2 separate regions of the Homo sapiens genome follow, and region 2 is linked to region 1. Evidence: read pairs that join two places in POLR2A ChIA-PET (ENCODE). Cell type or tissue: Caco-2. All regions are shown on one strand. Each heading gives the region's core, and the rest is flanking DNA. Links, peaks and the distances in the headings are about the cores only.

What was found. Peaks named below come from ENCODE experiments on the same cell type or tissue, not always from the same donor. Only the 100,000 strongest peaks of a DNase experiment are listed, where the experiment ranks them.
Region 2: POLR2A ChIA-PET joins it to region 1 with 5 read pairs; 6 of 35 experiments call an interaction of 5 or more read pairs at or near these places.

Annotation. Positions count from the first base shown.
Region 1 is chr12:120,970,198-120,973,107 of GRCh38, forward strand. HNF1A-AS1 (HNF1A antisense RNA 1) reads right to left here and starts at 2,095. Exons shown (of 1, transcript NR_024345.1): 1 at 1-2,095. RefSeq lists an enhancer at 2,688-2,910. In Caco-2, for the core only: a CTCF peak has its summit at 1,716 (motif pointing left); a DNase peak (open chromatin) is centred at 1,592.
Region 2 is chr12:121,024,421-121,027,330 of GRCh38, forward strand. The region is part of intron 4 of OASL (2'-5'-oligoadenylate synthetase like); the gene reads right to left. Among named protein-coding and RNA genes, the nearest start is that of C12orf43, 9.4 kb to the left of the region's middle. In Caco-2, for the core only: a CTCF peak has its summit at 2,234; DNase peaks (open chromatin) are centred at 301, 1,491 and 2,124.

The sequences.
Region 1 (2,910 bases), core at 238-2,737:
AAGGCAGTGGTGCTCAAATATGGGAAAATAATATGCAGGTGATACCAGAGTCTTGCCTTTGGGAAATGCAGACCCAGGTCCTTTTGTCTTTAGAGCTCACCGGCAATGCGAGGTGTTTCAGGTAGAAGGAACAGCATCAATGGGGTGTTGGCTAGTGTTTAACAGCTGGCTCTCTGAAAAAGCAAAATAAAACACACACACACCAAATCTGATGGTCTGTTTCCATGATGTGAGTACCTCCAGCTGGGCCGAACTGACATCACTGAACACAGTGGAAAGTGATGACTGCAGTTGTCTCTCCTGGGAGCTTCAACACAGTACAGGCTGACAAAAGTGGGCAGGGGGTAAGGGCAGGTGGTGGGAGTGGCCTCTACGCCAGAGAAGGGAATGGAGAGGTCAGGCTGGCTAGAGAGTGGGGTTGAGTCGTCCATGCCCTTGAATGCCAGGATGAGGGCTAAAGAGTCAAATGGAATGGGTGACTTCATATGCAGAAGTTTTTACAAGAGAAGAGAACTCAGTTTGGCCAAGAGAAGTGGGGTCGTCATGTTGGTAATCACGTAACAGTGATCGTTCAGTCATGCGGAATGCTTTCAAGGTGTTGGACACTGTTCATTTTTTATTTTTAGTTTTTGAGGCAGGGTCTCACTCTGTCGCCCAGGCTGGAGTGCAGTGGTGCAATCTTGGCTCACTGCAACCTCTGTCTCCTGGGTTCAAGCGATTCTTCTGCCTCAGCCTCCCTAGTAGCTCGGATTACAGTTGTTTGCCACCACGCCCGGCTAATTTTTGTATTTTTAGTAGAAATGAGGTTTCGCCATGTTGGCCAGACTGGTCTCGAACTCCTGACCTCAAATGATCCACCTGCCTCGGCCTCCCAAAGTGCTGGGATTGCAGGTGTGATCCACCACACCTGGCCGCTTGCAGGGTGTTGGACACTGTGGATATCACCTCATTCATTCTCCTAACAACCCAAGAGAAGAGGAACTGAGGCAAAGAGAAGTTAAGCAAGTTGCCCAAGGCCATACGGCTAGTAAACGGCAGAACGAGGCTCAAACCCAGGCACTCTGGCTCTAGAGTGTGTGTTCCTAACCACTGTGCTCTAGCACCTCGGAACCTTAGTCTCTTCATCTGCAAAATCAGCACTGAGGTGACAAGGCCAACGAGCAGAGGGTTGGAGTTACCCAGAACAACAACAACAACAAAAGTAATAGTAACACATATTTGGTCAAGGCTTAGATTCTGGCGTCATGGGGATCTGGGTTCAAATCCTAATTCTGCCTTAGCCGATTAGGGTCCCTATCCTCTTAAAGCCTTGGTTTCCTTATCTGTAAAATGGGGATATCATGAAGCTGTTAGATGTTAAATGAGAAAATGAATGAGAAAATTGCATGTACTGTCCATAAAGTTGAAAAGATAATAGGGGTGGGAAGGAGAACAGTCCGAGTTTGAATGCAGGTGGGCCCTGGGGCATTGTCTGGACTGAAGGACAAGGGTCAGTTGAATTGCCAAAGAGCTCTGAGACTGGCTGAAGGGACACTCGTCTTGTGCTAGCTGCTAAGACCAAGGGGAAGCCTGTGCCTCGCCCGAATTTTAGTCTTGCAAACAGCTGCTCACCCAGTAGGAGAGAATTGTGATAAAACTCATAGCCACCATTTCTTGAATATCTACTATGCCCCGGGACACAGCAGACTATTTTAGAGAATTTGCGAAGGAAACACAGTGACATCTGTTGGACACCTTGCAAACTACCAGCTCAGGATAGTTAAATTTGAATGTTAGATGGAGGGAACTTCCTTTCCACAATGACATGATTTTGTAAAGCTGAGTGTATGGCAGTTGTCATGATTAAAAGCAAGTGCCATGCAGAAGTTATTGTGTAACAGGAAATGAGATTAGATAGCGTCCAATCTAATCTCAAGGTTTGAGTAGCTGTGGACAGCCCAACAGGCACAGGCCTCCCGTTAGTACATCCATACGAGAAGTTAAGAATGAGTGAAAATAGTTTTTTTTTTTTTAATTTATGTGCATTATTTTTTTCAAGCAGCTACCTTGTTAGGACATACTTAATAGTTATCTTGGCCTACCTACTGCACTTACTAAACAACTGTTCACTTTTTAATTTTTAATTTTCAGATTTTTTTGAGACGGATTGTTACTCTATCGCCCAGGCTGGAGTGCAGTGGCGTGATCTCTGCTCACTGCAACCTCCGCCTCCCGGGTTCAAGCTATTCTCCTGCCTCAGCCTCCTGAGTATCTGGGACTACAGGTGTGCGCCACCACATCCAGCTAATTTTTGTATTTTTAGTAGAGATGGGGTTTTACCATGTTGGCCAGGCTGATCTGGAACTCCTGACCTCAGGTGATCCACCTGCCTCGGTCTCCCAAAGCGCTGGGATTACAGGTATGAGCTACCATGTCCGGCTGTTCCTTTTTTTTTTTTTCTTTTTCTTTTTTTTTTGAGACGGAGTTTCTCTCTGTCACCCAGGCTGGAGTGCAGTGTCATGATCTCAGCTCACTGCAACCTCTGCCTTCTGGGTTCAAGTGATTCTCCTGCCTCAGCCTTCCGACTAGCTGGGATTATAGGTGCCCACTGACAAGCCTGGCTAATTTTTGTATTTTTAGTAGAGACGGGTTTTCACCATGTTGGCCAGGCTGGTCTCGAACTCCTGACCTCAAGTGATCCACCCACTTCGGTCTCCCAAAGTGCTGGGATGACAGGCATGAGCCACTGCGCCCAGCCACTGTTCGCTTTTTTTCTCAGTGGTTCTCTAGTCCATTGCCTTAACCACTCACCATGACTACAGCTCTTATTTGCAGTGACTCTCAAGAATGCAAATGCAAATGCCATTCCTGACCTCGAGTTAATTCAGCTTTGTCCCCTGAGCATGGGGGAAAGGCAGGCTGGGGGCTGGA
Region 2 (2,910 bases), core at 264-2,763, 54 kb after region 1:
AGCCTGGCCAACGTGGTGAAACCCTGTCTCTACTAAAAATACAAAAAATTAGCCAGGTGTGGTGGTACGCACCTGTCATCCCAGTTACTCAGAAGGCTGAGGCAGGAGCATTGCTTGAACCCAGGAGGTGGAGGTTGCAGTGAGCCAAGATCATGCCACCACCCTCCAGCCTGGGTGACCGAGTGAGACTGTCTCAAAAAAAAAAAAATTCTTCTTCTTTGGGATAGTGCCTTAAGTGTTTGCAAGGAATTTAGGGGGAGAATGAGGCCCCAAGAGGCATGCTGGAGTAATAACAGATGCCCTTTCAGGCAGGGGGGGCCCTGTACCTTCGGAGCAGGTTTTGCAAGTTTAAGTTTAAGGTTAGAGCTGCTGAATTACTTTGGATAGTAGAAACACCACTGCCACCAACTACTGACATTTATTGAAGCACAAGGCCAAATCCTATGCAGATTAACCTATTTTAATCTTACAGCAATTCTATAAGGTAGGGACTGTTATTTTTATTGTTTATTGTTGTGGTTGTCCCCTTTTTACAGACCTCCCTAAGTTCCTTTTTTTTTTTTTTTTTTTTTTTTTGAGACAGAGTCTCGCTCTGTCGCCCAGGCTGAAGGGCAGTGGTGCAATCTCGGCTCACTGCAACTTCCACCTCCCGGGTTCAGCCAATTCTCTGCCTCGGCCTCCTGAGTAGCTGGGATTACAGGTACCCGCCACCACGCCCAGCTAATTTTTGTATTTTTAGTAGAGATGGGGTTTCACCATCTTGGCCAGGCTGGTCTTGAACTCCTGACCTCGTGATCCACCTGCCTTGGCCTCCCAAAGTGCTGGGATTACAGGCATGAGCCACCGGTGCCCGGCCTAGATTGCCCTAAGTTCTTACAGCCAGTAGATGGGGGCTCTTACCCATCTACCTCCTCAACAGAGCAGAGGTTGGGCTGCCCCCAAAAGTCTCTCCTTTCTATAAATATTGAATAAATATTTTAAAGAATATTGGCTTGAAGGGGATCTTGGGCTTGCTTATTAACTTGGGGTGACTGCAAGTCCATGATTAACACCAGCTCTTTGAGTGGGGCGCAGTGGCTCACGCCTATAATCCCAGCATTTTGTGGGGCCGAGGTGGGCAGATCACTTGAGGTCAGGAGTTCAAGACCAGGCTGGCCAACATGGTGAAACCGTGTCTCTACTAAAAATACAAAAATTAGGGCATGGCGGCAGGCGCCTGTAGTCCCAGTTACTTGGGTGGCTGAGGTGGGAGGATAGCTTGAACCCAGGAGGTGGTGGTTGCAGTGAGCCAAGATCGTGCCACTGAACTCCAGCCTAGGTGACAGAGCAAGACTCCATTAAAAAAAAAAAAACAAAACCCAAAAACAAACAAAAAAAACCCAGCCCTTTGTACTCCAGGGCTTGGGAGGGAGCTGCGACTTCATCTGTGTAATCGAATGTGACACAGGCTACTGGAATGAACTGGACTTTGGGCTCCAGGCTGGCTCCTCCCAACCCTGACTGCTCCCTAAAACAGTCCTGCCTGAAAGTGCCAGGCTGTCCTATGGGGTGGGGTCACTGATCTAAAGTGGCTCATTCTGTTGGCTGGCAGGTGACCCAACACATGGGGTCTGTGTCCCGTGACCAGGAATCAGACTGGTTCTCTCTGGGGTTTGGACATGGGGATGATGGAGATCCCTTATACCTGGGAGGCAGAGGGGAGCCGGACAGGTGTGGAGAGAGAAGCAGAGGCTGAGGGGAAAAGTGCTGTAGTTCATGAGAGAGAGTGACAGAGAGAGAGAGGGAGTCTCAGGTCCTGATGCTTTCTCGATTTTTCTGGCCATGGTTATAATAAATCCTCTTTTCATGAGCAGACCTGGCTTTTCTTCCTTACAAAAGAGACCCAATACTACATAACAGAACACTAAATACTGTGATGTTGCTTACACAGGCCCAGAGCTTCTAACACAGAGAGTTGTCTGGGTTGGGCTTCCCCTGAAGCAGATCCCCAGATAAGGATTTGGCTTATTTGGAAAGTGATCCCAGGAAGCACAAATAAGGGAGTGAGACAGTGAGACAGATAAGGGAAGGCAGACAACAAAGAGTGGGTATTGAAGTAATTACTACTGTGGTCCACTGGAGGCGATCTTTAGGAAAGAGTATGGAATGGGGCCCAGTGCGGTGGCTCACGCCTGTAAGCCCAGTACTTTGGGAGGCCAAGGCAGGCGCATCACCTGAGGTCAGGAGTTTGAGACCAGCCTGGCCAACATGGCAAAGCACTGTCTCTACAAAAATACAAAAATCAGCTGGGTGTGGGTTGTAGGCGCCTGTAATCTCAGCTACTCAGAAGCCTGAGGGAGGGGAATCACTCGAACCCAGGAGGCAGAGGTTGCAATGAGTGGAGATTGCGCCACTGCACTCCACCCTGGGTGACAGAGCAAAACTCTGTCTTAAAAAAAAAAAAAAAAAGTTACGCAATGAGACCCAGATTCCTTCCATCTTTTGGGTGAGGGAGCTGTGGTATTTATCCACCAACTCCCACCAGATCTGGTGGAGGGCTCTTCTCAGAGTGGGTCTGCTGGCAAAGGGATGCAGGTGCTGACAGCTGGAAGTGGAACCAACCTTCCCTAGAACGGTAAAGGCCGAGAGGATATGAATGGGACGCTGACAGCACATGCTCCAATATAAGCATTTACTCAGCATCTGCCAGATGCTAGATATTGTGGATCCTTAACACAGATTTTCTCCAACCCTTACATCAATCCTATGTCGTAGGTTCCAGTTTACTCCTGTCTTATGGATAAGGGATTGAGGCTCATAGCAGTAGGAAAATGGCTGAGCTGGGATTTAAACTTGAGTCTCCAAGATTCTTTCCATTTTCCCATGCTAGCTCCTACAAAGCACTGAAATGGTCTTCAGAGAGCAAGAAGG